Regions from separate parts of the Mus musculus genome. Here regions 1 and 2 are each linked to region 3. Evidence: chromatin loops called from intact Hi-C (ENCODE). Cell type or tissue: heart. All regions are shown on one strand.

Evidence for each region. A loop is a pair of places that touch in the nucleus more often than their neighbours do. Peaks named below come from ENCODE experiments on the same cell type or tissue, not always from the same donor. Only the 100,000 strongest peaks of a DNase experiment are listed, where the experiment ranks them.
Region 1: a loop joins it to region 3, with 3 times the contacts of the local background. A loop is called at or near these places in 13 of 42 quality-filtered maps.
Region 2: a loop joins it to region 3, with 2.9 times the contacts of the local background. A loop is called at or near these places in 5 of 42 quality-filtered maps.

The regions. Positions count from the first base shown.
Region 1 is chr7:127,180,958-127,188,957 of GRCm38, forward strand. No RefSeq gene overlaps it. Among named protein-coding and RNA genes, the nearest start is that of Cd2bp2, 11 kb to the right of the region's middle. In heart, CTCF peaks have their summits at 3,072 (motif pointing right) and 4,868 (motif pointing left); a DNase peak (open chromatin) is centred at 3,134.
Region 2 is chr7:127,224,856-127,232,855 of GRCm38, forward strand. It overlaps Gm4532 (predicted gene 4532), which reads right to left. Exons shown (of 1, transcript NR_030674.1): 1 at 7,563-8,000. It also overlaps a transcript of Septin1 not described here. Among named protein-coding and RNA genes, the nearest start is that of Zfp553, 4.2 kb to the right of the region's middle. In heart, a CTCF peak has its summit at 4,255 (motif pointing left); a DNase peak (open chromatin) is centred at 4,226; H3K4me3 peaks cover 3,138 bases; H3K27ac peaks cover 3,565 bases.
Region 3 is chr7:127,113,569-127,121,568 of GRCm38, forward strand. All of the region lies in intron 1 of Qprt (quinolinate phosphoribosyltransferase), which reads right to left. Among named protein-coding and RNA genes, the nearest start is that of Qprt, 4.5 kb to the right of the region's middle. In heart, a CTCF peak has its summit at 4,674; a DNase peak (open chromatin) is centred at 4,433; H3K4me3 peaks cover 1,007 bases; H3K27ac peaks cover 1,285 bases; H3K27me3 peaks cover 1,151 bases.

The sequences.
Region 1 (8,000 bases), 67 kb after region 3:
AGGAAACAGCTGGTGACAGAGTTGACATAAACAAAAATACACACATTCACAGATACACACCCAAGCCTGAGAAAGCACTCTCAGAGTCACAGATGCACACCCAAGCCTGAGGAAGCACTCTCAGAGTCACAGATGCACAACCAAGCCTGAGGAAGCACTCTCAGTAGTCCTTGGCTCTATGCTCAACCTCCAGTTTCCTGAGACTGGCTTCAGAAGGGAGACTGGTGTGAGTTATCAAGTCAAAAACGAAGAAACTGGCTGTGTGGTGGTGGTGCATGCCTTTAATCCCAACTCCAGAGAGGAAGAGAGCTCTGTGAGTTCAAGGCCAGTCTGGTCTACTGAGCCAGTTCCAGGACAGTGAGGGCTACAGAGAAATCCTGTGTCAGGAAAAAAAAGAAAGGGGGGGGGGGTGACGAGGAGGAGGGAAGATGATCTTGTTACTAAATAAATCTCCAGTTTCACTTTATTTCAGATGACTTAAGAATCACTAATTAGGGGGTGGGAGAGCAGGAGAGATGATGGAGAGATGATGGAGAGAGAGTACTGTGCATATTGTATGGGTGCATCATTTGTCAATTAAAAACATGGTTGGGGGTAGGGAGATGGCTCAGCAGTTAAGGGCACTGACTGCTCTTCCAGAGGTGCTGAGTTCAATTCCCAGTACCCACATGGCTCACAATCATCTGTAATGGGATCCAATGCCCTTCTCTGGTGTGTCTAAATACAGTTACAGTGTACTCATACATAAAATAAATTGAAAAAAATTAAAAATCAAACTCTATGGGCTATAGAAAAGGATAGAATTAAAGGACATCTGAGAGGCGGGGGGGGGGGGGTGAGGGGCTGGAGAGATGGCTCAGTGGTTAAGAGCACTGACTGCTCTTCCAAAGGTCCTGAGTAATGAGATCTGACGCCCTCTTCTGGTGCATCTGAAGACAACAACAGAGAGCTGGCTCAGGGGTTAAGAGCACTGACTGCTTCTTCTGAAGATCCTGAGTTTAAATCCCAGCAACCACGTGGTAGCTCACAACCATCTGTAATGAGATCTGGTGACCTCTTCTAGTGTGTCTGAAAACAGCTACAGTGTACTTACATATAATAAATAAATCTTTAAAAAAAATTTAAAAAAAATTCTGGGACAGAGCCAGGTACAGAAGAGTCAACCAAGATTTGATGAGACAGACACATGGTACCTGAGCACAGGTAACCAGCCACATGCAGAATGCAGGTTAAAATAAGTGGGTTCTTTTAAGTTATGATCTAGTCAGAGAAAAGCCTAGCTATATCACCAAGGTATTTGTAAATATATTTTGAATCTGAGTCTTATTTCTGGGAGCATGGGGCTGGAAGAACCAGACCAAACTTCTATAAATGGTACCCAACATGGGGCTTGAACCCATGACCCTGAGATTAAGAGACTCTTGCTCCACCAACTGAAGTAGCTGGGCTCAGTGTAAAAGCTTCTCCCATCTTATTGTAACCACTGCTCTTGTAGAAGACTCTGGTTCAAATCCCAGCACCCACATGATGGCTCACAACCATCCATAACTCTAGTTTCAGGGCATCTGACCCCTTCTTCTGACCTCACAAGTACCAGACATGCATGTGGCGCATGTACACATATTCTGGCAAAGCTCCCATACATATAAAAATAAGGTAAACAAGTCTAAAAGTAATTTTTAAGTACTAATTTTGGACATCGCAGAGCCAGGCAATACCTAATCAGCTTATTAGCGTTGTTGTAGTGACAATCCCTGCTGTGGCCTGTGGTGCCAACAGTGGCCTGGGTCGGTTTCCAGGGATCTGAAGCAGTTTCCAGGGATCTGAAGGCTACTTTTACTAGAAATGCTTCCTTGCTGTGAAGTGGAAGAGATGAACAGACTTGGCCTCTCTGTCTAAGTAACAGGTCTGTCTCTTTCATTGCCTTTGTCTTTAGGTCGGATTCTCTTCAGCTTTAGACCTGTTGATCCCTGAGCAGTGTCCTGTCTGGAACGTGACCTAGACTTGCCCAGTAAGTGTCTGCTCTCTTTGGCCTTCAAGGATAAAGGCACTTACCAGCCACATGGCCGGACCTCCAGACCATCAGAGGATTGGAAGGTGGCATTCCTCCCGACTGGAACTCCTCCACCTAACCCAAGAAAGAGCATGAACAACCTCCCCTTTTCCTGCCTGTCTGCCACTCCTGAGGCCTGCGTCTGGGACTACTGATCCATAGGCCCAGCTCTTCATCCGTCCTGGACACTGGAAGCAAGTTTTCTTCATGTCTTCAGAAGAAGAAGAAGAAGAAGAAAAAAAAAAACATAGCTCTCACCTCTAGGAGAGTAAATGATAGTTTTTCGACAGCTGAATTTGATTGAGTGAGTGTGGCTGGAGGAACATGGGACTAGATTACCTCAAGTTCCAGGTCCCCAATGGAAGCAGATTCGTGGCATTTATAGTGACATGTCAAAGAAAGTCAAATCCAAGCAAGTTTAAAATGCATGGGTGGAAACATCAAAGAGGCAGTTACAGAAGGGGGAAGCCCTAGACGCTATCTGATGCCATTCTTAGCTTTTGGGTTTGTGGACGTTGGTGTTCTGAGTTAATAGATACCCAAGGTTTTTATCTATTAGTCGCAGGATGTTAGTCTGGTACAGAGTTGGGCAAAGGTCACTGTTTAAGGCGCTAAAGATTCCATCTCTCACCAGGCAGTGGTGGCGCACGCCTTTAATCCCAGCACTTGGGAGGCAGGTGGATTTCTGAGTTCGAGGCTAGCCTGCTCTACAGAGTGAATGAGAAACCCTGTCTCAAACAAAACAAAACAAACAAAACAAATCTCATCTTTTCACCTTGCTGCAGCCCTTCCAACCCCCCATCCCCACCCCCCAAACCAGCAAGTGTACCTGTATGTATTGGAACTCACTATGCAGACAAGACTCAAACTCACAGATACCTGCCTGCCTCTGCTTTCTGAGTTCTGGAACTAAAGATATGTGCTACTTTTTTTCCCCTCCAAATTTTATGTGTATGGGTGTTTTGCCTGCTTGTATGAACATGCACCACGTATGTGCCGTGCCTGAGGAGGCCAGCAGGAGGCATCAGATCTCCTGGACCTAATGTGCTATGTACTGCTGTGCCTGATGGTGCTGGAAATCAAGCCAAAGTCCACAGGAAGCGCAGCCGGTGCTATACAGCTGCAACCACAGCAGTTCTAATCAGTTAGTCGGTCTTTGCGGACACAGTTTCTTTCCCAGAATTCTCACTCATATCCTGGACAACTGTCCTGTGGACATTCTCCCCTGTGGGATGAACTTAGACCTGGGCTGGTGAGTCTCTAAACTGACTTCTCCTGAGACAAATTCTAAACAAGCTTATGCTGCAGACACCGTAGAGCACTGGGGCTGATAGGAAATGCTCTTTCTCATAGGCTGACCTGAGAAGGTGAGACCTGACAGAGAAAGGGAGCCAGCCATGGGGGATTAGGAAGAAGGGACTTCTGGAGGAAAACATCTCCAATTCACAGCTCCTAAAATGAATCAGGCTTGGAATGTCCTGGGAAAGCCATCTCTCCAGCCCCTAGCTGGGCACTTAATAGGCTGGTTCCTTATGACCTTTTTTAGATTGTTATTTTGCCTTCCTCCTCTAAATGACTTCCTAAACCTGATCTGAACAAGGACACCAACAGACATGCTAATGTGGATGAAGGAGCGCTCAGGAGACCTCAACCCTAGACAAAGAACAGTAAGGATGCAGAGAGCAGAGCAACAGCCTTACCCTGGGTAGAGCACAACTGGTTATCCAGTCCCAAATGGTCAGCCTTGAAAACATACACACAAGTAATGTGTACAGACTGAGTGGGTTATATTTATGTATTTAGGAATATCTGTTATATACATAACAAGAATTACAGGAAAACACAGCCATGAATTTGAAAGAGAGCAAGGGGAGGGTATGTGGGGGAATTTGGAGAGAGGAAACAAAAAGGAGAAATGATGTAATTGTATTGTAATCTCAAAAAATGTGAAAAAATAACCCAATGCTAGTATTTTATGTTATTAATACTTCCTGAACAAAGGACTTCTCTAGTTAACCGGGGGGGGGGGGGGGGGGAGGAAGGAGCAGACACCATGGAAAACCCCTTCATTCTTGTCATCTTCCTCAAATAGACTTTTTTGTTGATAGATGATAATATTCTAGCTAAGGTCGGATCATGAACAAGGCCTTGAGTTCCATGTGTAACACTGGTAAAAGGGGGGTGGTGGTGGGGGGTTGAATTTCCTGATTTAGGCTGAAAGGATGACACCTGCCTGTAATGGAAGCCAGCCATGTCTCAAACAACAGAGAAACTGAAATAGGTCTATGCCTCTTGCTGCATAACTATTGGCCCAAGCAACCCCTAGATCCACCCCCTTTCTTCAGTTACCCTGTCATTCCCTCAGGAAGCACCCTGCAGGTCCTACGCTCCAACTACTAAGAGGGTGACATTTCTCCTCATCACCAGAACAGATGTGCGTGAAAAGTGTACAGATGTGTCTAAGTGCACATTAATAGGTCTACATACATGAGCACTAGGGAAATTTCTGGAACAATCCTGTCAAGAGAGTTGGCTCAGTGGTTAAGAGTTCTTGTTCTTACAGAGGACCCAAGTTGGATGCCTAGAACTTACATGGCAGTTCACAGTTGGCTGTATCTCCAGGGCCTATAGTCCACTCCACAGACTTCATACCCCCAGGAGGGAGGGGGTCAAAAGCTCCGCATCTAGATGGACCCAGAAGAGTCGGTGGCAGAGGGGCTCCAGCCAAGTCTACCATAGTGGTCACATCCAGTCTCCCAAAACTGCCTTGCTCCCTCCATCTGTCTCTAGCATACACTGCATGAGTATTCACAGAGAATAGAGCCCCCTGCTGACCTCCAGAGAGAACTTCAGAGATGTCAGTGGGAAACCCAAGGATTCCTCCAAGCCCATGTCAGCTGTCACTGACTGAGGATACAACTTGGGGACAGGGTTGAACACGGAAGATTACATTTTAAAGTAACAACAAACTTGACAGGTCAAGCCTGGTAACTTACACCTTTAATCTCAGCACTCAAAAGGAGGCAGGTGAATCTCTGTGAGTTCAAGGCCAGCCTGGTTTACACAGCAAGTTCTAGGTCAACCAAGGCTAGTGAAACCTTGTCTCAAAAACAAACAAACAAACAAACAAACACCCAACCAACCAAAACAGTAACAAATGCCAGGCATAGATTTGCAGGCCTTTAATCCAGCACTTAAGAGGTAGAGGCAGGTGGATCTCTGAGTCTGAGGCCTGCTTGGTCTACAGGGCAAGTTTCAGGACAGCCAGGGCCACACAGAAAAAGCATGTCTCAATAAATAAATAAATAAATGGGAAAACAACAACAAAAAGCACGGGAGTGACTGTGACTGAAACTGCCTTGTCACCAGCTTGTCTGGGTCAATCCATGCAGAGGGCGAGTTCGCCTGTGGAGAGACACAGCCTAAAGAGTGGGCTTTGTCTCGGACTGTCCTGAAAATGTCCTGGAGGTCATTCATGTTTCTCTAGGAGCTTGCCTGGCCTCTTTACTGGTCCTGCTCTATGTTTAGGGATAAATATTCCCACACCCTTACCCTTGTCCATGACATTGAGTCACTCACATACACAGGGCTACAGCCCAGGATCCAGCCGGCAGCTGTGTAACAGGTTATACACTATTTAGGTCTGTGCAGTAACACCCTATACTGTTGGCATAGCAACTGTATAAATGGAAAAAGCAATCACCTAGTAACCTGTTGCTCAGATGGCGCCCCCACTCTCTCTCTTTTACTTTGTGTGTGTGTGTGCTTTGTCTGTAACGTATGTCTGTGTTGTACATGTATGCCTGCTGCCTGGGGAGGCCAGGTTACTTGTGCCCAGAGCCAAAGTTATGGATGGCTGTGAACCTGTATGTGAGTGCAGGAATTGAACTCAGACCCTCTCTAAGGTCATCCAGGGCTCTAACCATTGCACCAACTCTCCAGCCCCTGACACCTCCTATTCTCTTTTTTGTTTTGTTTTTTGAGACAGGGTTTTTCTGTGTAGCCTTGGCTGTCTTGGAACTCACTTTGTAGACCAGGCTGGCCTCGAACTCAGAAATCTGCCTGCCTCTGCCTCCCAAGTGCTGGGATTAAAAGTGTGCGCCACCACGCCTGGCTACACCTCCTATTCTCAAGCACCATGTGATGGTAGAAATTGGACAGGGTTGCAGGTGCAGCTTGCCTGTTGCCTCAGTATGCTGAAGGTCCTGGGCTTCCCAGCAGGGGAAGAATCAGGTTGGGGCTGAGAGGGACAGACATGAATCAAAACAGGAGGTACTGGTTTTGTTTTTTTTTTTTTTTTTTTTTTTTGGGTTTTTCGAGACAGGGTTTCTCTGTGTAGCCCTGGCTGTCCTGGCACTCACTTTGTAGACCAGGCTGGCCTCGAACTCAGAAATCCGCCTACCTCTGCCTCCCGAGTGCTGGGATTAAAGGCGTGCGCCACCACACCCAGCTGAGGTACTGGTTTTTAAACCTGAAAAGAAACTGCAGGGTGCACGCTTAAATCCCAGCACTCAGAGCCAGGCAGATCTCTGTAAGTTCCAGGAGCGGGCTGGGGTGTGTTACAGCAAAGTGTTTCCCCAGCATCCATAGAGCCCTGAGTACCTCAGTACCACATAAACTGAGTGTAATAACACACGCCTGTAAACTCGGTATCTGAAGATGGACCTAAGAGGAACGCAAGCTGGAGCCCAGTCTAGGAGACATAAACTTGTCTCAGAAAAGAAGAGGAAAGAGAAGTTACTGCCTGAGAACACTTAACAGCAGCATCTGACCATGCCTTGTGTCTGGGATATAAAAATGTCTCTCATATCTCAGTGAGAGGAAGATAACCTAATTCTAAGAATTATAGTTAATTTGAGACACAGCCATGTCTCTCATGCTACACCCCAGTCCAGACTTGAACTCATGAGCCTCCTCTTGCTTCAATCTGAGCACCTGGATTATAAGCATATGTCGCCAGTCCCAACTACAGCTTTTAAAAAATGGGCAAAAATATAAAGAAAAAAAAAATCACAGGCTGGTGAGATGGCTCAACGGTTAAGAGCGCCAACTGCTCTTCCAAAGGTCCCGAGTTCAAATCCCAGCAACCACATGGTGGCTCACAACCATCCGTAACAAAATCTGATGCCCTCTTCTGGAGTGTCTGAAGACAGCTACAGTGTACTTACATAGAATAAGTAAGTAAGTAAGTAAGTAAATAAATATTAAAAAAAAAAATCACTGAATCTCGTGACTAATCTTTAGGGACAGGCAGAGTGACTGAGGTCCTTGAACACTCACAGGCTGAGGGGCACCGGGCTTGCGGCTTCACCTCAGTGCTCCGCTCCGCATCTCATCTGCTTCCTCAGCACAATGGGCAAATTCGGTATTAAATAAAGAGTTGGGACTAATATGTGTAGGGATGCCTCAATGCCAGTCTTCCTTGCCAAACGATGGCTTGATACTCGGAACAAGGACAGTGTGGACTGGGTGAGAAACTCAGCTACTTGGCAAGCATGGAGCGGCAGAAATAAATGTGCTCAGAGCAGGACACTGGAGCCAGGGATCCTGAAGCCACTGCAAACTGCAGGGCAGAGGCCGGCAGAGGAGAGGGTGGGAACCGGAAAGTCAGAGCAAGACTGATCGCATCAGAACAGGAAAACAGAAACTGCTCAAGGCATCCCCCGGGGCAACCCCCAGGCTGCTGGCTTCTACAGCCCCAGCACCTGCAGTATGGCAGCTGGAGTCCTACCTTAGAGATAGTCTAGGCCTGACAAGCCCCTGAAGAACAGAGACTTGGTAGGGAGAGGCCGGCAGTAGCTGGAATTAGCTGAGTGTAGGTAGACTGTATATAGGGCCCCAAAGTATTGGTGGTGGCCTGGGGTTGCTGAAACCCTGTTTAACACCATAACCTTGATCCCCAAAAGGACCAAGGACAGCCTGTCCTCCAGGGGGAGTTCAGAAATGA
Region 2 (8,000 bases), 110 kb after region 3:
AAATTCAAGGTCAACCTGGTCTATAGAATGAGTTTCAGGACATCGGAGGCTACATAGAGAAACCCTATCTTGGTGAAAGACCCACAATGTGAGGACTCCCCCACGTTTTGACTCAGGAGAGGCGACACCCCAAAATCACCCACAAGAAACGGTCTTATTGCAAATTGCAAGAGGATTTTTATTCAAGAGCGCTCTCAGGCCCACGGTCATACACCACGCAGGGGTAGAGGACCGTGGCGCCCCAGTAGCTGAGTAAGGGGGTATTTAAAGGAAAAAACCACAACTCAAGGAGGTGGGAAGGGCGTTGTTGGAAAATACCAAAAATACCAGTTAAGAGTCACAAGGAAGTACAAAGTCACAGGTGTCACAAGGAATAACTGGTAATTGTTAACTTTCAAGACAGTTTCTAAGAGCCCCTAACAATAGCACATTTACATTGCAGGTTAAGGTAATGGTCAGGGTGGGTCAGGGTGACTTTCTTTGAATGAACACTCTTTGAACCCAGGAAGCGGGTGGGTGGAGGAAGGTATGTCGCTATCTGCTTTATGATTAGCATACCTTGGAGCATTGAGTTTATTACTCTTTCATTGGAAACAAAACAAAAGAATACCACACTTAATGAAGATGGTAGGATATAGGTTAGTGCACACATGCAGCGCTCAGAACAGTGCCTAGGGTGTGATATGAGTTTACAGGAGAGGCCGCTCATCCTCTCCCAGGCTCAGCCACACAGTGGGGTGTCAGCTAAAGCGAGGACCGGCTCTTCTGCACGAGCCCCTGATGGCCCAGTGTGAGCTAAGTTGGCATCCTAGCTGTTGAGGAGAGAGAGAGACCGCCATGATCATCACTTGTAGCACCATGATGACAGTGTTGGCAGAGAAGCCATGCTTAGACACAAGGAAAAGAAAGGGATGGTTCCATCCTATTACATGACACTGCCTCCTCCCCTTCATTTCTTATCACACAGAGCAGACTTGTGGGGGTTGGAGTGTGAAGTGTGACGCCCTGGATTCTCTTCCTGGCACTGAGAGGGAAGCGAGGAAAGGGGAGACAGAAAAGGAAAGGGACAGGCTATGGATTTCTGTACTTGTGAGTAATCCTAGACTGGGGATGCTGAGCCCAGGGGATTTCAAGTTGCAGGCCAGCCTGAGCTACCTGTTGAGACCTGTCCTAAATTAAATTAGAGAGGGAGAGAAGTAAAGAAAGCAATGTAAACTCTTTTCCCTCTCACCCTCCATGAATATGTCCAGCTGATTTCCAAATCCCATCTATCTTTTATATAAATGTGTCTCTTTTTTCTCAACGGGGGATTTAATAGTTTCAAAAAGCAAAATGCAGCTGGTTGTAGTGTCTTGCACCTGTAATCTCAACACTGGGCAGGTTGAGGCAGGGGATTGCCCAAAATTCGAGGCCAGCCTAGGATACATCGTGAATACAGACTAGCTGAGGCTACATAGCAATACTGTCTCAAAAAATAAAATAAAATAAAATAAATCAAGAGACTGAAGAGATGGGTCAGAGGTTAAGAGCACCAGGTGCTCTCCCCAGGGACCCAGGCAGATCTCTGGGAGTTTGTGGTCAGACTGGTCTACACAGTGAGTTCCAGGACAGCTATATAGTGAGACCCTGCCTCAAAAGAAAACTAGACAGCCGGGTGTGGTGGTGGCACATGCCTTTAGTCCCAGCACTTGGGAGGCAGAGGCAGGCGGATTTCTGAGTTCGAGGCCAGCCTGGTCTACAAAGTGAGTTCCAGGACAGCCAGAGCTATACAGAGAAACCCTGTCTCGAAAAACAATAAAGACAGAAAGAAAGAAAGAAAGAAAGAAAGAAAGAAAGAAAGAAAGAAAGAAAGAAAGAAAGAAAGAAAGAAAGAAGGAAAGGAAGGAAGGAAGGAAGGAAGGAAGGAAGGAAGGAAGGAGGAAAATGAGGGCTGGAGAGAGAAAGACACTTGTTGTATGCTGCAGGCCACTGGAGTGCAACCCCTCACGCGAGCACACACACATACACACACACACACACCAATAAATTAAACTGAAAGATTTCATCTTACCCCAGTCAGAATGATTATCATCAAGAAAACATAGCAGCAAATTCTGGGGAGATGGTGGGAAAGGGAGAACTTGTATTTGTTACTGGTGTGACCTGGTATAGCCACTATGGAAATCAGTGTAGAGATTTCTCATAAAAACTAAAAATAGAGGCTGGAGAGATAGTTCAGTGGGTAAGAGCACTTGCTGCTCTTGCAGGGGACTCAAATTCAGTTCCCAGCACCTACCTAGTGACACACAACCATCACTAACTCTGATCGTAGGGAGTCTAGTGTTGGCTTCTGAGAGCACCAGGCATATCAGTGGTACACAGATGTATATACAAGCAAAACACTCCCGTAAAAAAACAAAAACAAAAAACACTAAAAATAGCATGTGTGGTAACCAATGGCTTTAGTCATAGCATTAGGAAGCCTTGTAGATCTCTACGAATTCTAGATTAGCCTGGTCTGTATACCAAGGTCCAGGCGGAACAACTCTATGTATGTATGTCATAGAGACCCTGTCTCAAAATATACAAGAACAAGAATCTAGAACCACCCTATGACCCAGCTGCACCACCCATGGCTGCATTCTGAGAAGACAAAATCCAGCCGTGGGGATACCTGCTCTCTCCATGCTGGGGAATGAGATCAGACAGTGGAGGACAATGGGAAGGTGGGGCTTATACACCATGGAGTTTTATTCAGCTCTAAAGAAAAATGAAACTATGAAAGTTTTGGGAACGAGGGTTAGAACTGAAGACATTACATTACTGAGGCAAGCCAGACTCAGAAAGACAAACAGCACTTGCTCTCTCCTAGCAGATCCTAGCTTCTAATTGTTAAATGTGTTTATCTGGATGAATGAATAAAGGCCAAGGAAGTAGGAAATGATCCATGAGATGAGGGGAAATGGCTTTAAGGGAAGGGCTGGGGGTGGGAGAGGTGGCTCGGCCATTAGGAACACTGGCTGTTCCTGTAGAGGCCCATGTTTGGTTCTAAGCACTCACGTAGAGTGGCTTACAACTGCCTGTAATTCTAGCTCCAGAAGATCCCTCACTCTCTCCTGGCCTCTGTGGTATTCATGTGCACAAACCTCGCAGAGATGCACATATACCCAATTAATTAAATAACAACAACAGCAATATATTTTCACCTGACAAGGTGGTGCACACCTTTAATCCCAGCACTTGGAAGGGAGAGGCAGGTGGATCTCTGTGAGTTCAAAGCCAGCCTAGTCTATAGCATGAGTTCCAGGACAGCCAGGGCTTTATAGAGAGACCCTGTCTAATAAATCTAAGATAAATAAAATCATTTCTATAAAGTCAGAGGGTGGAAGACCAATAGAATACAGGAGCTATTGAAGAGGAGGAGGGTTCTGGAGTCAACAGGGGGTCAGAGCGTTAGGAGAGGAGATGATGAGTATGTGAGAGAATCAACCAATGAAATATGTACAACACACCATTAGGAAACTGGCCCATTTATACACATACTATCAGGTATTAATCTAATATATTGTATCAATATAACACTACTCTAATTGTATTATTCTAGATTTTTCTCCTTTGTCTATACATAGGTATTTATGGGTTTTTGGTTGTTTTATTTTTTGTTTATTTAGATAGAGTTTCTTTGTGTAGACCAGGCTTAGAGATCTACGTGCCTCTGACTCCCAAGTGCTAGGATTAAAGTGTGCTCCACCACTACTCAACTTTTTTTTTTTTTTTTTCTGAGACAGAGTTTCTCTGTATAGCCCTGGCTGTCCTGGAACTCACTTTCTAGACCAGGCTGGCCTCAAACTCAGAAATCTGCCTGCCTCTGCCTCCCAAGTGCTGGAATTAAAGGCGTGCGCCACTCATGTATATGAGTACACCATTGCTCTCTTTAGACACGCCAGAAGAGGGCATCAGATCCCATTACAGATGGTTGTGAGCCACCACGTGGTTGCAGGGACTTTAACTCAGAAGAGCAGTCAGTGCTCTTTTGTTTTTTTTAGTTTTGGGTTTTGTTTTTGGAGACAGGGTTTCTCTCTGTAGCCCTGGCTGGCATGGAACTCCTTCTATGGCCTTGGACTAAGAGCTCCACCTGCCTCTGTCTTCTGAGATTAAGGGCATGTACCACTACTGTCTATCCCAAGTATGGAAGTTGGGGAGGAGGTGGTGGTGGTAGGGGAACAGCACAGGAGGACAACTTGTCAGAACCAGCTCTCTGCTGCCACCATGTGGGAGTCTCAGGGACCAAATTCAGGTTGTCTGACTTGGCTCATCTTGTTGCCCACAATGATGCATTTTTATGGTGAAAGTGTTCCTGTTTGCTGTATTATCTACATCTCCTACCAAATGCTTTGGGCTGAATGGTATTTTTTTTTCTATGTGTTTGTGTGCACTCACCTGTGCAGGTACATGACCAAACCACAGTGCAGATACATAATGAAGCCACAAATAAACGTGGATGTCTTCCTCATTTTTTTTTTAACCCTGCATTGGTGTTTTGCCTGCATGTATGCCTACACAAGGCTGTCAGAGATCCTATGGAACTGGAGTTACAGTTGTGGCTGCCAAGTGGATGCTGGGACTTGAACCCCAGGTCCTTTGGGAGAATGCTGAGCCATCACTCCGGCTCCTTCCTCTAATCATGCTTACCTTACGTTTTGAGACAGGGTCTCTCCCTGAACAGGAGAATGCGGTTTTCATTAGGCTGCCTGGTCAGTTGAGCCTCCAGCATCTGGCAGCTGCCTGCTCTCTCTCCCAACACTTGGGCTATAGATGTGCGACTGCTACAGGTTTAACATGGTTGCTGGGGGCCTAAACTCAGGCCATAATGTTTAAGCAGCAGGCCCTTTACCTGGGGAACCATCTTCACCGTCTAGGGTAACAGTTTGAAAAATTTCAAACTTCGATCACACCCAATTCCAAATCTGTCATTAGAGCTTGGGGATTCAACTGAATTGGCTCAGGATTTGCCGTGGTTAAAGAGTCCCAAGTCAGGCCTTTGGAGACTCTGGATGCCAGGAGTAAGACCAACCGCCTGGCCTCAGAACCAACTAAGTGCCTAAGGATCTGTGGTCTAGAGCACTGGCGTAAGGATGGAGTCTGGAAGCCAGTCTGCCTGAAATCCTTTTGCTTGTTATTGTGAGACAGGGCTTCTCTGTGTGGGGGTGGGGTGTTCCTATAGCTCCAAGAGGAAGCAGAGAGCCGAAGCTGAGGGACTACAGGCTGGAAGGAGAGATAGCCTAGAGTGCAGGGGGAAAGGGGACTAGTACATCAGTAGAAAGATCCAGATGGATGCAGCAGGCCAGAGCTGAGGGAAGGTTGTTGCCCAATGGTGAGCGCCCAAGGGCATAGCAGGCTCCAGGTTCGAGAGAGGCATTTATGGTATAGACCAGAAGTAGACTGGTTAAAGTTAAGGGAGAAAGAAACAAGTAGGAACTCCAGCAAGGGAGGGTTCCAATGTCACAGAAGCCACAAGGGTGTGGAGACGCTGCAGGACTAAGCAGGCAGGCTCCTACATAAAGCAAGGAAACCTGCAAAATCTAGGACTAGGAAGGCATAAAGAGCGAGCAGGTAGCTCTGAGCAGAATGGAAAAGGGCGATGTCCATGTGAGCGTAGCAGGCTAGAGTCATAGCAGGCTGTGGGAGCCAGAGAGCGGAGCCCACAAGGTGGGCACAGCAGGGAGGGAAGCAACAGCTGAAGAGTCAGACTACAGACCCAACAACTGTAATTTAGAGACGGGACATTTACACAGTGTTGGGAAAACTAGACAAAAACGAACTGAGCTTGGAGCAGAGAACAGAGAAATAGGGAGAGAATCTCTTTTCCACTCCCCTCGATTGCTGGCAGTGTAGACTAAGATCTAGGATGCCACTAGTTGGCCACATTTGGACTGACTAAGGGATACTGAGGCCAAATTTGATTGCAAAAGCCAATACGTTTGGAGTCCTTCAGTTCAGATGCCAGGTAAAGAGGGGTCGGGTGTTCTGCAAGAAGCATCCCAAAGGGAGCCAGGAGGTACAAAAAGCTATTCCCATGGGTGAGGAAGAGGAAGAGGTCCTAGGCCTGAAGATCAGTGTCACCAGGATCCAGGGAAGGCTGAACTGGAAGGCACAGCTGAATGTGGGACAAGGGTTAAAACCCTGAGGAGACTGGTACCAGGGCCTTTGAGGGAACCCAAAAGGCAGAAACAGAGCTCAGAAATAAAGCCTAACCCAAAGGGATAGGGTCCAAAGCCCGGTGGGAACTTCTGCCTCCAAGAACACCAGAGATCTGGTGAAGCATTTACACCAACCAAGGGGGAGCATTTATCAAGCCATCAGTGGGCCAGGTGGGTCTGTTGCAGGTAGAACTGGTGGGTAGGGTCCCAGAGTGGCTTTAACCCCCAAAAGGGGAAAGCAGGCACCAGGATATTCATGTTAGGGCGGGTTTGTATCGAAAGTTGACCTTGGTGGCTGGGGCCAAGGAATTTGCAGAGAACACACCACACAATTGACCTATAATAATGCAATAAATGTTAAGAGATTTATTGGGGGGGCACAAAAGGCTGATTCAGAGCAGGAGAGAGAGAGAGAGAGAGAGAGAGAGAGAGAGAGAGAGAGAGAGAGAGAACGAACCATTGATGGCATGGGCTTTATAAAGGGTATGGCAGCTGGTGATGATATAGCTGCTGGGGCTGGATTGCTGAAGGCAGGTGAGGGCACACCTGGTTCTGGAATGTGGGCAGCTCCTAACACATGTCCCACCTGTGACCTCAACTACAAATAGTACCATACAGAATGTTCCAGAAAACAGCAACCACGTCCTTGTTCCAAAAAGTTACAGCCATCTTGCAAGCCTACATTTGTCTCAAAAGATCACTGTAACCACCTGTTGTTATGAACGCCTTGTAACTGTTCTGCTCTGTAACTCCACCTATTTGCCTGCCAAATCCCCAGTTTGGACCCCCCCAACCCCCTCGAGCTATAAAACCCTTATTTTTCCCTAGTTCAATACTGACCTTTGAATCCATCTTAGGGGCAGGCATCTCGTGTAGAAGAGTAACAAAGCTTGCTTTAATTGGGCATGATAATTTGGGTCAGTGGTCTTTCTCCTCCCTGCTTTGGGATTAACAGGACCAACCAATTTTTTTTTTTAAGTTAGTTAGAATTTTTAAAATTTGGGGGGCACATTGCACCAGTGCATGTGGAGGTCACAGGACAACGTGCACTCTCCTTTCCACCACACAGGTTCCCTGGAGAGAACTCAGGTTGTCAAGCTTGCGGACAATCCCCTTTTCCCACTGAGGCATGCCACTGGCCCAGTTCTCCACGCCTTGTATGATTTTTTTTAAAAAAACTGACCGCACTCTAGCCGGGCGTGGTGGCGCACGCCTTTAATCCCAGCACTCGGGAGGCAGAGGCAGGTGGATTTCTGAGTTTGAGGCCAGCCTGGTCTACAAAGTGAGTTCCAGGACAGCCAGGGCTATACAGAGAAACCCGGTCTCGAAAAAACAAAACAAAAAACCCCACAAAAACTGACCGCACTCAAGGGACAGACGATGCATGGTTTAACTTTATCTCTAACTTCTGCTTTATTGACAAATCTAATATAATACAAATAACATTATGTACTGCTAAAACATAACGAATTAATAAAAACCCCGTTAGCACTCGCTTTAGTGGCAGGACGGAAGCCTCTGGGTACTCACCTCTATAAAGGAAAACCTGCCTACAACATAAGATGCCGGGGTTATGCTTCTAGGGCCTGGATCCTTTGGAACGTGACTCCAGCAAGATGGAGGCAGGGTTTATTCTTCAGTCCCTCCCTGGGCTTGGCCTTTGCAAAGCCTTTCTTTGTTTTTCTACCTTTGTCTCCGCCTGTCGTCCTTTGTTCTGTCTCCCGCCCGTTTCTCTCCAGGCTCTCCGCCTCTTAGGGCCCCTGATTCCATTAGGGTGACTTGACGGTTCTTATCTGTTTCTACATCTCTTTGTCTCTGGTA
Region 3 (8,000 bases):
CTATGTGAAGAAGAGTGCTCAGAACCAGAGATGGCACACACACACACACACACACACACACACACACACACACACACACACGAGAGAGAGAGAGAGAGAGAGAGAGAGAGAGAGAGAGAACATGTTAAAATGTTAAAATGCAGCAGCAGCTGCAGCAAGAACCCGGATGTATCTGGGTGATGCAGTACTTGAAGTCTGCTGCAGATCCTGGCTGGGCTCAGCTCTCAGACTCAGAGGGGTGAGGGTTGAACGTGTGCTCATTGCATATTCATGTCCTGCCAAGTCATGGACTCAGCCCCAGTGCGCATTAACAGAAGGGCAGATGAAGAAAACGTGGTGTATTGCATAGGGAAGCTTTAGCCTCCAAGAAAAACGAAAGTGTACCACTTGCAGGAAAGTGGTTAGACCTGGAAATCATGTTAAGGCAAACACACTTGTGGACTGTAGACTGAAAGAAGCCATAAACGTAGGAGGGAGTTCTCTGAGGGGAAGATGGAGGGCGGGGCTAGAGGCATGAGGGTGATGGGCTGAAGACCAAAGTACAATGCAGTCATGTATGAAACTCTGTTTTGTACAACTAACATATGCTGATAAACAGGAATGAAAGACAAAAACGAAGCAAGGCTGGGCACGTCGGCTCATGGCTTCAATCCCAGCACTTGGGAAGGAGGCAGAGGCTGGTGAGTTCGAGGCTCTGTGAGTTCGAGGCCAACCAGAGCAAACAGTGAGACCCTGCCTCAAAAGGAGGAGGCGGCTGGAGCGGCAGAGCTTGAGTGTAGCTACCGTCCTGATCGCAGCCAGGGCACACCCCAAAGAGACAATGCTTAAAACCAAGGCTTAATGTCTAAAGCGGTAGCTTAGACCACACATTTGGGAAACCAAGAAAGGAGGATCAAAAGTTTGAGGCAGCTGGGCACGATGGCACATACCATTAGCTCATTAGGAAGAGGCACGTGCCACCGAGCTTACCCACCTGAGTCCATCCCTGGAAGTCACATGATGGAAGGAGAAAAGCCACTCCCATCCTCTGCGTTACACCCCCAAATAGGTAGGTAGGTAGATACAAACATACATACATATATACATACATACAATTTTTAAAATTAAAAAATTAGCTAGATATAGTGACACATGCTTTTCAGTACTCAGGAGACAGAGGCAGGAGTTTGAGTGAGTTTGAGTCTGCACAGTAAGCTCAGGGGTAGTCAGGGCTATGTAGCGAGACATTGGTTTCAAAATATAAGAAATATTTTTTTAAAAAAATTAAGACACTAGTTTGTGTGGTATGACATCATCTGATCCCACTGATATAAAATGCCAGGAAAAGCAAATTGATAAGGTCAAAGTAGTGGATGCTGGAAGCCGAGCCTGAGCCAAGCATGCCTGGGACTCAGGGGAGTTGCTAAAACTCATTGACTTGTGTTCATACATAAACAGGAAGCCGTGCTCTGACCAATGACACAAGCCATTCTCCAGCCACACTACAACCGTGCCCCTAACTGAGCCTCAAGACGACAGCACTCAGAAGTTAAGTCAAGAAACCCCAGAAGAGGTGGCACTCCGCAGTAGCCCGAGGACTCCGGAGGCTCAGGCATAGACAGAGAGCTTGAAGCCAGTACCTGGCAAGAAAGAAACGGTGCTGTGGGTGTGTGTGTGTAAGTGGTGGTGTGTGTGTGCGCGTGTGAAAGAATCCGCCTCCCAAGGCCTTTCACTTGCCAGGTAAGCACCCCACCAATAAGCTTCACCCTCAGCCTTACTTCAGGAATTTGGTGTGTGGAGGGGTGAGACAGGGTCTATCTATGTAGCCCTGGCTGTCCTGAAACTTGCTCCACAGACTAGGCCAGCCTTGAACTCATAGATCAGATCCGCCTGCCTCTGCCTTCAGGTGTACCACCGCCTGGCAACCACAGGGATTTTTGAAAGTGGCTTCCTCTCTCTCTCTCTCTCTCTCTCTCACACACACACACACACACACACACAACACACACACACACACACACACACACACACACACACACCTGATGGGTTATTAACTCATTCTTCAGGATCTGAGAACAATGAGTTTTCAGCTTCTCTCTGTCAACCCCTCCCAAAAGACTGTCCTCGTGCCGGGAAATTCAGACGGTTAGGGAGCTGCGCTGTGAATATTAGAACAAAAGATTTTTCTAGTTCTTCTATTGCTCAGGGTTGGAAGAATACAATGGCTGGGAACCAAAACAAATTTCTTGTTCCAATTTTTTTAGATTTACTTATTTTTTGTGTATGAGTGTTTCACGTCCGTATATGTATTCACTACATGTGTACCCTTGAAGACCAGAAGTTGTTGGAGCCCCTGGAACCGGAGTCACAGATGATGGCGAGCCACTGTGTGGGTGCTAGAGCCCGAACCTCAGTCCTTTGCAGCAGAGCTCTAACTCTTGAGCTGTCTCCCCAGTCTCTGTGAACTTTCTTGAACAGCAGAAGTAGTGGAGATCTGTGCAAATGTTGGTCCCTGGGCCCCAGCAGGGGAGTCGGGTACCATGTGGAAGGAGGAGCGTGAATCTAATTGCTAGCAGAGCTTCTCAGTCAGGGAAGATCGATGGCCACCACACACTTGGGCCTGCCATACCAGGGCGCTGGTTGTGTGCTGTCATAGATCCTACCTACAGTCCCTACAGTACACAGAAGTTGTTACCCACAGTCCCCCATGGTGCACAGCAGTCATTGCCCACAGTCTCCCATGGTGCACAACAGTCATTACCCACAGTCCCTCACGATACACACAGTATTTATAGATGGAAAACCTTGGCTGGAAATGGAAAGGGAAGCTTCCTCAAGCGCAGAGCTAGAGTGGTGAGGCTTGCAGCTTGACTGTTCTTCCTCTCCACAGTGAGGACTTTCAGGACAACCCAGCTGCTTCAGCCCCCAGACTTCCCCGACACAGACGTCTCCAAGACAAGCTACCCTGGTTGCCTGGTGTAGGGCACACTGTTCACACTGTTTCCACTTGAGGGAATAAACAAACACCTCTGGTGTTCTTTAAGGCCCACCGGCTAACATGTCCAACAAAAGGGATCTCTGAGAGCAGGTTCTGAATAAGCAGCCTTTACTAACCAGCAGCTGCCCCTGGAAGGCACTAACTGCAGCGGGAAGCTTCACTGAGCTGCAGGCGGAGGAGGAACCCGGCTGGTGCAGTGAGCTGCCTGGGGGGGACAGCTGTCAGCCGCCACTGACTAGAGCCCTTGCCACGTCATCTGTGGAGAAGTTTCTCCTAGGCACCTGGACTGTGGAGAGGATAATCTCACGTGGCGGTAAACCTGATCTCTCATGGGAGACCTTATTTTATTAAAAAAAAAAAGATTTATTTGTTTATTTTATGTATATGAGTACACTGTTGCTGTCTTCAGACGCCAGAAGAGGGCATTGGATCCATTACAGATCATTGTGAGCCACCAAGTGGTTGCAGGAAATTGAACTCAGGACCTCTGGAAGAGCAGCCAATGATCTTAATGGCTGAGCCCTCTCTTGGGCCCCACGGGATACCTTTTTATCTGGGGGAGAATAAAACTCTGATAAAATTGGCTTGGCAGCCATGATATATAGCTAATCTGCTGGAGTGCTTACCTGGCATGCAGGAAGCCCTGGGTGCCATCTCCCGCACACCTGTAATTCCAGCATTTGGAGATGGAGACAAGGATCAGAAGTTCAAGGTCACCCTTAGCAAAATAGATGGTTTGAAGCCAGCCTTGGTCAAATGAGACCTTTTCTTTAAATTTTTGTTTTAAATGAACAACAAAAAAAGGTGTTTGGGGGCTGGAGAGATGGCTCAGTGGTTAGGAGCACTGACTGCTCTTCCAAAGGTCTTGAGTTCAATTCCCAACAACCACATGGTGGCTCACAACCACCTGCAATGTGATCTGACGCCCTCTTCTGGTGTGTCTGAAGACAACTACAGTGTACCCATATACATAAAATAAATAAATAAATCCTAAAAAAAGAAAAAAAAAGTGTTTCAGGAGTGGTGGTATGAGCCTGTAACTTTAACTACAAAAGACACTGGGACAGGAGAATTTCAAATTCAAGGCCTGCCTGAGCCATCACTGGGATCTTCACCTGAGGTCTAGATTAGATACAGGGCAAGAAGCATGAATAAACTAAGCCGTCCTGACCAGGGATGCTTCTGCCCATCCTAGCGCTCCTCTGACAAGGCGGTGTGACCAGTAGCCTGTGTGTAGCCTCCTACTGGACACACCCTCCCCAGCTGGCTGCCCCTGGGCTTCAGCATGAGGTTCCCAGGAAATTCTAAAGTTTTGGAGACCATTAGTTCAGTAATGTCTCAGCCAAAGAGAAGGCACAAGCAAACATCTCCTTAGGGTAACTTCAGTCTGATACTGGGTAAGAAAAATAGGGTAAGTCCACACTACTGGGAAGTTCAGGCTCGGTCATAAAGCCGGGCTGGCTCCTGGCCTAATGAGAATGGTGGGAGGTATGAGTCAGAAACATCTGGACTGCTATCCTGACTCCGCCCATGTTCCCTTGGGCTCTCTGAAGGTGATTGTCACAGGAGTCACAGGACTGCCTGTTGTGAGGCAGAGGGACACTCACATCTGAGTCCAGCCTAGCCACCAGTGTCAGGGCTCAGGAGTCTGTCTCCCAGCTCAGCTCTTCCCTCGGCTTTCTTTGTTGATTCATTGGACAAACAGCAGGTGGAGATAGAGGCTAGTCAACACAGCTCCTCCCTGATGCGTCCTTTCCAAATACCCTCATTTCCTAGGGAACAGAAATGACTTCCAAATAGGACCCAGTAGAGACCCCCTATGACCGAGGGCTGGAGCGGCGCACACACTTGGAGGGGTGGCGGGGGGATGATTTGCTGAGAGTGTGAGGGCGAAGGAGAGGCTGCAAAGGGCTGGCTCTGAACACAAGTTAGACCTCCTCCAGAGAGACTGCTCAATGGTAGAGAGAGGCTGCAGGCACCCTGGAGATGTGGTGGATACTGGCAAATGTGGTTCAGGTTCTGAGAAAGGAAAGAGAGAAAGGAAAGAGAGAAAAAGATGCGTAGTGAAAAGAGCCAGGCAGAGCCAGGCAGAGCCAGGCTCTATAGAGTCACTATAGAATTTTGATTGGAAGTCAGAGGATAAAAACAATGAAGATTGCGGTTTTAATATTTAGGGGCCAGTGAGCCGGCTCAGTGTGCAAAGTCACTTGCCTTCAAGTCTGATGACTTAGTTTATTCCCAGAACCCACGTGGTGGAAGGAGAGAACTGACTCCAGGAAGTTGCCCTCTGACCTCCACTCTATGGCGCATGCTTGCCTGCACACATGTATACATTTAAACCGTGTCTAGGGTTCTTGGTTAGGAAGCTATTGAAAGAGCTTTGGCGAGAGGCGGTGAACCAGAGTGAACTGTGACAACAGGGTGTGCTTCTAAAGGTCACATCAAGGTCACAGCTCCAGGGCTCAGTCCTTGCCCAGTATGCCCACTGTGTCTACTGGCTCCCAGGGACTTCTGTGGCACTCTAGACTGGCTGACCCTTTGTTTCCCTGACTCCCCAGCCTGGGTGTCGAGCCCTTTCCTTGTCTACCGTGTCCTGGCTTATGTTATGCAGGTCACTGGTCCTCGCCAGCCTTCTGCCTGAGCCAGAGTCAAACATCAGATGTCACATGCTTGAGGCAGCAGTGTGGACCAGAACCTTAAGGGCAGAGGGAAGCAAAAGAGAAAGGACCAGATGCTGGGAGGTGAGTCCTGCGATGTGAGCATTGGCTCCGAGAGGCCAATAGGGTGAGTGGGAGGAACCTCCATCTCCAGCTCATGAAGAAACAGGAAGAGAGTCTGACTCGCCAAACATGGAGAGTCAGGGTTCCAGAAGTGGAGCTCGGAGTTCAAGGTCAGCCTGATCTACAGAGTGAGTTCTAGGATAGCCATGGCTACCCAGAGAAATCCTGACTCAAACAACAAAGAACAGGGACAAAGTTGAAGGCTCCCTCTCTACCCTGTTTCTGGCTACCAGCCCTTTGTGAAGGTGTTTAATCCCACAATCCTCTGGGAAAGACACTATTTTTAATTTACCAACAAGAAAGCTGAGCACAGCAAGGTGAAGTATGGGGTCTAGGTGGCATAGCTGTCAAGTGTCAGAAATGGGATTTTATGTAGGTGACTCTGGGGTCCCCTCTAAGCTCTGTGCTTGGGAGGCCACAGAGATGTCCATGAGGGGAGTGTGTGTGAGTGTGTATGTGCACGTGTGTGCACGCACACACATTTGAGCCTGTGTATAGAGGCCAGAGACTAATGACCAGTGTGCTTTTCTTTTTCAAGACAAGACCTCAGTGTGTAGCTCTGATCCTCTTGAAACTCACTATGTAGACCAGGCTGGCCTCAAACTCACACCTGGCTAATGTCTACTGTGTTTTTCTATCATTCCTGAGCTCAACTCAGGATCTGCCTACAACTCCCACCCCTCCGCCTCTTCAACACACCGAGTGTGAGCATTGCAGGCTAACTTTTGTGTGAGTCCTGGGGAATCTGAACTCATGCTGGTAAGGCTGGTACTTTACCCACTGAGCCCTCTCTCGAGACCCCATCCTTGAGTATGTGAGGTTTTTAATTTATTCTTATTAAGAATTTGGGTCTGGAGCCTGTGGTGGATCACACACCAGTAATGTCAGCACTTGGGAGGCTGGGGCTCATCGTAAGTTCAAGGTCACTCTGAGCTACATGAGTTGCAAGCCATGTTGGGCTGTGAATCAAGACCCTGGAGATGTGGCCCTGCATATCACTGAGGCTCAAAGGTTAAGTCCACACTGTTCTTGCAGAAGATCCAAGTTCTGTTCCTAGCACACACATCAGGTGGCTCACAACCGCCTGTAACTGTAGGGAGACCCAATGCCTATGGCATCTGGCAACCCCACACATGTGTGCATAACTCCTGCCATGCATAAACAGAATTTAAAATATTAAAAAAATACTCTGTCTTAGGAATAAACAAAACCAGGCACACCCCTTTAATCTCGGCACCCGGGAGGCATAGGCAGGAAGATTGCTGAGTGTTCCAGCCCAGCTAGGGCTCCACAGTGAGGACCTGTCTCAAAACTAAATGAATAATCAGAGGGGAAAGACAGTTCAGGAGGCCCCAAGCTCCATCCCCAGAGACGTACAAAGGTGGAAAGAAGAAGAGAACAACCTCTGAAAAGATGTCCTCTGACCTCCACACTGTGACACCTGACACCCCCACCACCATGCACTCACATACAATAATAAGTTTAAAAATTCAGAAACCCGGGTTGGATGAAAAATGCCATTATTGAACCCCCTTTCTCAGAAAAGGGAATCCATGGCTATTTTCTCAGAATTTCATATTCATGTTGGGCATCCATGCCCTCCCTGAACACCCACCCACAGTTCCTCAGTAAAGAACTCAGGAACCGGGACACTTGCAAAGGTGGTTGAGTTTCCCTACCACCCTGAAGCATCTTCCAGATGCAGAAACCTAGAATCCTTCTGGGTAACTTCCCAGGGTTCCCACAGCTGTGAATCCCCTGGCCTCAAATCCAGGGCAGTGTTAATGTTAGGAGGGAAAGGCAGACCAGGCAGAACACACGGGTTTGATCCCAGCACTTGGCAGGCGGCCGGCGGCAAATTTCGGTAAGTTTGAGGCCAGCCCGATCAGCACAGGCAACTCCCCAGATTCTAGCCAGACCTACAAATCCAGAGCAGGCTCCACAGGCAGGCCAGAGGAGTTGCATGCAAACCGGCAGGAAAGTGGGGAGGATGGGGGAGGAGGCCCCAGGGAGGAAAGGGAAACACAAAAGATTTAAATAAGAGCGGCAAACCTACTAGGGTGGAAGGTCTTAAGCATGCTGCGCAAGTGTCGACCACTGAGCTACACCCCAGACCCAATGCTACTGCAAGAAAAAGAGGCTGTGAGGCTGTAGAAGTCTTCCGATGGCCCTGCAGCCTGTCCTTGATGCACTCTAGGCTCAAGCAGGTGCTGTGAGTCCCAAGCCAGACTCTGCGGCCTGAG